3 separate regions of the Homo sapiens genome follow, and all the other regions are linked to region 2. The links are chromatin loops, found by intact Hi-C in ENCODE. Cell type or tissue: endothelial cell of umbilical vein. All regions are shown on one strand. Region 1 has its middle 440 kb from the start of MIR3914-1. Region 2 overlaps TYW1B (tRNA-yW synthesizing protein 1 homolog B). Region 3 overlaps TYW1B (tRNA-yW synthesizing protein 1 homolog B).

The links. A loop is a pair of places that touch in the nucleus more often than their neighbours do. Peaks named below come from ENCODE experiments on the same cell type or tissue, not always from the same donor. Only the 100,000 strongest peaks of a DNase experiment are listed, where the experiment ranks them.
Region 1: a loop joins it to region 2, with 13 times the contacts of the local background. A loop is called at or near these places in 11 of 110 quality-filtered maps.
Region 3: a loop joins it to region 2, with 4 times the contacts of the local background. A loop is called at or near these places in 3 of 110 quality-filtered maps.

The regions. Positions count from the first base shown.
Region 1 is chr7:71,751,050-71,753,549 of GRCh38, reverse strand. No RefSeq gene overlaps it. Among named protein-coding and RNA genes, the nearest start is that of MIR3914-1, 440 kb to the right of the region's middle. RefSeq lists silencers at 1,146-1,215, 1,256-1,335. In endothelial cell of umbilical vein, a CTCF peak has its summit at 1,292 (motif pointing left); no DNase peak of the experiment used is centred here.
Region 2 is chr7:72,780,438-72,782,937 of GRCh38, reverse strand. All of the region lies in intron 6 of TYW1B (tRNA-yW synthesizing protein 1 homolog B), which reads left to right. Among named protein-coding and RNA genes, the nearest start is that of TYW1B, 47 kb to the left of the region's middle. In endothelial cell of umbilical vein, no CTCF peak of the experiment used is centred here; a DNase peak (open chromatin) is centred at 1,097; H3K27ac peaks cover 764 bases.
Region 3 is chr7:72,681,692-72,684,191 of GRCh38, reverse strand. The region is part of intron 11 of TYW1B (tRNA-yW synthesizing protein 1 homolog B); the gene reads left to right. Among named protein-coding and RNA genes, the nearest start is that of MIR4650-2, 15 kb to the left of the region's middle. RefSeq lists an enhancer at 1,249-1,398. In endothelial cell of umbilical vein, no CTCF peak of the experiment used is centred here; DNase peaks (open chromatin) are centred at 11, 531, 1,261 and 1,602; H3K27ac peaks cover 2,134 bases.

The DNA of each region.
Region 1 (2,500 bases), 1.0 Mb after region 2:
AAAAAGAGAAAGAAAGAAAGAAAGGAAAGAGAAAAAATAAAGAGAAGACAGAGACAGAGAGAGAGAAAGGAAAGGGGGAGAAAGAAAGGGAAAGAAAAAGAGAAAGGAAAGAAAGAAAAGAAAATGAAAATAAAGAAAGAATAGAAAGAAAAGAAGAGAAGGAAAGAAAAGACGAAGAAAAGAAAAAGAAAGAGAAGGAAAGGAAAGGAAGGAAGGAAGGAAGGAAGGAAAAAAAAGAGAAAGAAGCTGGGGATGGTGGTGTGCACCTGTAGTCCCAGCTACTAGGGAGGCTAAGGTAGGGGGATTGCTTGAGCCTAGGAGTTCAAGTCCAGCCTGGGCAACACGGCAAGACCCCATTTCTAACATAAACAAACAAAATTTAAAATGCCAGTGGTTGGCACTAAGGAGAGGGCCCAGGGATGATGATCTTGACAAAAGTTAGGTTTTTGACAGAGACAGAGACATCCTCCATTTCTCCCCCTTCCTGCCCTCCCATTTCTCCCTTGCTTTTTTTATTTCTTCTTTCCCTTTTCTCCTTAGATCGGCTTTATTTTCATAGATATTTTTCCCTAGCAATCTAGAAAATCCTATCCTAAAATTAAGACTTTGCAGGTGAGGTCTGAACTGCAGAAAGATGGGTGACTTGCCCTGGCTACCACAGCTGCCCCTTCTCAGGACTGGCCGAGCTGGAGGTGCACCCCCCGGCCCCCCGAACGGTTCTTCTGCTGGCACTACCTCTCAGGCTTGCTGATTGGCAGTCAAGGAGGCCGCCGGGCTAATGGAGAGGCTCCCCATTGCTGGACACTTGCTTTCCCGGTCCTCGGAAGGGTGAGAGCAGCTTCCGGGGTGGCAGTGACCCCGGGTGTCTGTTGGCACAGACTCCTTTCCACACCAACAGCCTGGACACATCAGGCCCCGGGGATGAACTCCTAGTTCTCCCAGGTGTCTTACGCGTTGGCAGAGAGCTTGCAAGAAATGCCCGGGGTGTAGCAGGGAGGGCTGCAAGGAGGAGGAGGCGCTGCAGCCAGCCCAGCTCACCTTGCAGACGGAAGCCCTCCTGCAGAGCAGCAGGCGACCTCTCCCTCCTCCAGCAGGTGACCTAGGTTCGGAGCGGCCCAGGCACCGCCGCTCCTATTGCTGTGACCACAGTGTCCTGAGCTGGGGAGCAGACAGGGCAGGAGGCAGCGGAGAGCTGGGTGCAAGTGCAGAGGCGCGCGCTCCCCCGCCGGCCTGGGCCGCCTCCCTCGCCGGGCACCGAGCGCCCTCTAGCGTCAAAACGCCCTCCAACCCGCCGGCTCCCCACACCTGCCTGTCCCGAGCCGAGCCGGGGCCGCCAGGTCCCCGCCGCCAAGCTCAGCGCTTGGAGCCACAGGGGGGATGCCAGCATCTCCGCCACACGGGACGAGTCTCGGCCCATCACTGAGCTGCTGCGGCCATTGCATTTTGCTGTTGTATTGCACTTCCTTGGACCCGGTGCTGCGAAACGTTTTATCTTCTGCATTTAATAAAATAACATTGAACGTTTTTCCTTTTGGAAAAAAAAAATCAGAATTCCAGGTACAGTGAGGTCGGCTGAGGCAACACGTATGACTACAGGGCTGCGTTAATAATTTTGCAGCCAAAACCAAAGAAAGGTGACCTTTGCACCTCACTAGGATACAATATATCCATGTAACGAACCTGCACATGCTGCCCCTGAGTCTAAAATAAAATAAAATAAAATTTAAAAAGAGAAAGGTGACCTTGGCTAGCCTCTGCTACAGCCAGCATCGTAGAATGTACCTTATCCCCTCACACCTGTGTGTACCAAGGACAGGGCCACGTCCTCCGCCATCCAACACTGCCCACTGTAACTGCCCTAGAAATACCATTCTGCCTATTCTTTTCTTTTCTTTTTTATTTTATTTTGCTTTAAATTCCAGGATACATGTGCAAAACGTGCAGGTTTGTTACATAGGTAAATGTACACCATGGTGGTTTGCTGCACCTATCAACCCATCACCTAGGTAATAAGCCCAGCATGCACTAGCTATTTATTCTGATGCTCTCCCCTCCCTCGCCCCCACCCCCAACAGGGCCCGGTGTGTGTTGTTCCTCTCCCTGTGTCCATGTGTTCTCATTGTTCAGCTCCTACTTATGAGTAAGAACATGCGGAGTTTGGTTTTCTGTTTCTGCGTTAGTTTGCTGAGGATGATGGCATCCAGCTTCATCCATGTCCCTGCAAATGACATGATCTTGTTCCTTTTTATGGCTCCATAGTATTCCATGGTGTGTATATGTACCACATTTTCTTTATCCAGTCTATCATTGATGGGCATTTGGGTTGGTTCCATGTCTTTGCTATTGTGAATAGTGCTGCAATAAACATACGTGTGCATGTATCTTTATAATAGAATGATTTATATTCCTTTGGGTGCATACCCAGTAATGGGATTGCTGGATCAAATGGTATTTCTGGCTCTAGATCCTTGAGGAATTGCCACACTGCCTTCCACAATGG
Region 2 (2,500 bases):
TGTCTAGAAAAATGACCTCTGGAGAATTTGGGCATTCTATAGCCAATCTTTTCTTTTTCTTTTCTTTGAGACAGAGTCTGTTGCCCAGGCTGGAGTGCAGTGGCACCATGTCGGCTCACTGCAACCTCTGCCTCCTGGATTCAAGTGATTCTTGTGCCTCAGCCTCCCCAGTAGCTGAAATTATAGGCCTTTGCCACCATGCCTGGCTAATTTTTGTATTTTTAGTAGAAATGGGGTTTTGCCATGTTGGCCAGACTGGTCTCAAACTCCTGACCTCAGGTGATCCACCCACCTCCACCTCCCAAAGTGCTAGGATTACAGACGTGAGCCACCACAACTGGCCTAGTCAACCTTTTCTATAGGAATTGATAAGAAAAGGAATCACCTGATGGTAAAAAAGGATCAAACAATCAGAAAGACTCTTTCCCAGGAGAAATGTATGTTTTGGTAAGAAAAAGCTTGTTTGTTGTAAAACTCCTGTTTATCAGTTTCCGACTGTATAGCATTTTACCTTAAAGTCTTCAGCAAATCAGTTTTCGGCCTTGTTTTTATCCTAGGCAAAATTGGATGGTACTGTGGTTTCTGGGATGATGGTATCAAAATGAATTAAGTGGTATTGTATGATTTTTTTTAAATTTTTTTATTTTTAGAGACAGGGTCTTGCTTTGTAACCCAGGCTAGAGTGCAGTGGTGTGATCATAGCTCACCACAGCCTTGAACTCCTGGGCTCAAGTGATTCTGCCACCTCAGCCTCCCAAGTGGCTCGGATGACAGGCACGTGCCACCACACCTGGCTAATTAAAAAAAATTTTTTTTTGTAGAGCTGGGATCTCACTATGTTGCCCAGGCTGGTTTCCAACTCCTCGGCTCAACCAGTCTTCCTGCCTTGGCCTCCCAAAGTCCTGGGTTTACAGGCATGAGCCACTGCACCCAACCAGTATTATATGATATTTAAAACAAAAACAAATAAAAAACATTAGTAACACTGCTTTATACCTGTTATTCTATAAGATTCATGTAGTCCTGTCAGTTTATAAAGAATGTTTTGTGTATTCATTGCCATTTTCATAAGTGCTTAGGAAGTTAGCTCATAATTGACTTTCCTGTTTGCATGTCAGACCACTGCAGCTTGGCGAGGATATGAGTTTTCTTTCAACGCAAGTGTGATGGGTATGGGAGATGGGAGGAGTGGAAGTAGAGGTTGGAGACAGGGAGGCCATTTAGTTTGGCTTTTGCCGTCGTCCCTTAGGAGAAAGCAAGACCGTGGACAAGAACGGTGGCATTGTAGGTGGAGAGAACAGTTATGTTGGGAAATGAAACCCTAGAACTGTTTTACTGGGCAGTGGGCTCACTGCTGGATGTATATAGAAGCCAATACTGTGGCACTGGCTTTTGAAAAAAGAAAGGCTTTACTGGGAGTCGACTGGCAAGGAGATAGGAAGAAACACTCAAATCTGTCTCCCTGAGCTGGAGGCTGGGGCAGGTTTTATAGGCAGAGGGATTACCATGAGGCAATATAATTAGTGAAGTGTGATCTGATTGGATCTTGCAACGAAGTGACGCCAGGAGGTGTGATTTGATTGGAGCATGCCGTGGGGTGATGCCAAGACATGATCTGATTGGCTCATGCCCTGAGGTGATGCCGAGGCTTGCTTCTTAATTCTTTCTTTTCCCTGATCAGAGCCCTTTGGTTCTGCTTGTGGTTGACTTTTTAGTTCTGATTGCCTCTGGTATCACGCGTTGGGCACACTGGGTTCATCTGTGCTCGAGTTACCTGACCTACAACCTGGGGGTTCATGGCAACTGAAATACAACTTACTAGTTTACTGCACATAATTGAACCAGATTGGGCTAGTTATGTGGTTACAGAACTTGGCCACTCATCTTTAAATGGGATGGTACAGGAGAGGAAGAAATCAAGGTTGGCTGATTCTGGGATCTTATTTATTTCTGTTTAGGCCATGTAACAGCTATAAATGAATAAATACACAAAAATATATGGATCTTACATGGTTGTTATATTGTTACATTCTGGGCAGAGAGTAAACAATGTCTACACCTAGCAGATTAGAGTTAGAATTTGAATGGTGCATTAAACTCCCTTGCGGAGTGTTATAAACCATTACATTTCTTTTCAGAAACGAAATTACTACTGCATATGGAGGTTAGGAGTGAGCTGCCTTAGAGGGAAGGAGTGATGAATTTTGTTTGTCCTGAGTGCTCAAGACCTTTAATCATAGCCCTTATGACTGACTCTGGGGTTGCAACACTCACATTTTATAATAGATACTTTCTCTAGTGAAGGGACAGAGACAGTATTCCATGGCCGTCCTTTGGAGTCTGTTCATTTTGTAGGGGCCAGAAGTCTCTGTTTAAAACCCCAAGAGGGTGTCTGTGGAGCTTTGGGCATAGTGGTCAGAGGCCAGTGTCATGGACCTCGGTCCAGTTTTGGATTTATCTGGCCTTTGGGTTAAGCAAATAAGCTTGTGATGTTTTGTGG
Region 3 (2,500 bases), 99 kb after region 2:
GGGGAAATCCTGAGTCATTATTTGTTCAAATACTACTTTTGTTCTTTTCTCTCTTTGTTTTCCTCTTGGTATTCCTGTTACACATACATTACACCCTTTGTAGTTATCCCACAGCTCCTGAATATTCCATTCTGGTTTATTTCAGTCTTTTTTCATTTTGCTTTTCAGTTTTAGAGGTTTCTGTTGAGAATCCTTAAACTCAGAGATTTCGTCCTCAGCCATGTCTAGTCTCAAGGCCATTCTTCATTTCCAAAGTTAGAGTGTTTTAGAGCTCCAGCATTTCGGTTTTGTTCTTTCTTAGGATTTTGATCTCTGTTTACATTGTCCATCTGTTCTTGTGTGCTGTGTACTTTATCCACTGGAGCCCTTTGCATCTGGTCGGGTTATCCCAACATCCCTGCCGTGTCAGAGCCTGGTTTGGATGCTTGTGCTATCTCTTTAAACTTTGCTTTTTGCCTTTTAGTGTGCCTTGTAACTTCTTGTTACTGAATGTGATATCCTGGGTAAAAGGAACTGCTCTCACTAGACCTTTAATAATGTGATGGTATGGTATATGGGGAAGGGAAGCATTCTGTAGTCTTATGATTAGGTCTCAGTGTTTTGTTTTGTTTTGTTTTGTTTTGAGTCGGAGTCTTGCTCTGTCACTCAGGCTGGAGTGCAGTGGCACGATCTCGGCTCACTGCAACTTCTGCCTCCCAGGTTCAAGCAATTCTCCTGCCTCAGCCTTCCAAGTAGCTAGGATTATAGGCACCTGCCACCATGCTCCACTAATTTTTGTATTTTTACTAGAGACGGGGTTTTACCATGTTGGGCAGGCTAGTCTTGAACTCCTAACCTCAAATGATCCACTTGCCTTGGCCTCCCAAAGTGCTGGGATTACAGGTGTGAGCCACTGCGCCCAGTCTAGGTCTCAGTCTTTTAGTGAGGCTGTACCCCTGGACTGTGAACTTCACAAATACTTCTCAGTTTTTTCTTCCCCGTTGGGACAGGTTGGCTAGAGTGTGCTGCAGTTGGCTATTTCCCTTTTCTTACATGGAAGGCCGGCGCTGGCTGGAGTTGGGTATTTCTCTTCCACTTGGTTAGTTAGGCTCTGATAAAACCAAGCAAGTTAGGTTCTGGTTAAATCGGTTCTCCTGAGAGCAGACCTTGTTATCAACACAATGCTCTGACACATGTCAAATGGTTCCTGTTTCCCTCCCCTTACCAGAAGCACAAGGGATTTCCCCCTGTATATTCACTGTGAGAATCTGGCAGAGCTCCAGTAGGTAAAACTCACAAAAGTGTAGGGCCCCTAATGACTGGATCTGTCTGGAATTTTTATGTGTCAGACTTGTCCACACTGAGCCTCCAGCACTTCGTCAATTACAGTTCAGTTTCCCTGTGTTGGCGCTGGTCTCTGTGGAGGTTTCTGCTCCTGTTAAGTTGTGATTCTCTGTGCCTGCCTGTTTTTCCCTCCAATTATGGGGACAGCAGGTTTGCCCTGTGACCTCACTTCTCTGATGGATCTAAGAACAGTTGTTGATTTTTCAATTTGTTCAGCTTTTTACTTGTTAAGACACAGTGATGACTTCCAAGCAACTTTCTTGCTGCATTGGAAACTAGAAGGCTCGTAGGGGTTAATTTTAAGTTGTAAAATCTGATAGTATAAGGCTCACAGCTTTTTTCTTTAAGACCTAGTAATTTTTGTCTTTGTGAATTCTCCTTTTAGTGTCATGCTTAGACCCTTAGGATATAAAAATTCTTATGTATATTTTCTGGTTCTTTCCTAGCCCAGTTGTTTAAATCTCAACTCTTTAATCCAGTTGGGATATAACTTAGCATTCATTTTTATGTCATTCCCAAGTACCATTTATTGATGAACCATCTTTAAAGTACAGATTTGATAAGCTATCATTACTACGTATTGAAACTTGATATATGTGCTGTTCCATTCCCAGAAGATGCCCTGTGTGTTGATTTCTACTTTTTTTTTTTTGTTAACAGAGTGTCATATCTTTCTATATAAGTAATTATAGGCTATGTGTGGTGGCTCATGCCTTTAATTCCAGCACTTTGGGAGGCTGAGGTGGGTGGATCACCTGAGGTCAGGAGTTTGAGACCAGCCTGGCCAACACAGTGAAACCCCATCTCTACTACAAATACAAAAATCAGGTGGGTGTGGTGGTGGGTACCTGTAATCCCAGCTACTCGGGAGGCTGAGGCAGGAGAATCACCTGAACCCGGGAGGCGGAGGTTGCAGTGAGCCGAGATTGCGTCACTGCACTTCAGCTTGGGAGACAGAGAGAGACTCCATCTAAAAAAACAGACGGCCGGGTGCGGTGGCTCACTTCTGGAATCCCGGCACTTTGGGAGACTGAGGTGGGTGGATCACGAGTTCAGGAGGTCGAGACCATCCTGGCTAACACGGTGAAACCCCGTCTCTACTAAAAATACAAAAAATTAGCTGAGCATAGTGGTGGGTCCCAGCTACTCGGGAGGCTGAGGCAGGAGAATGATGTGA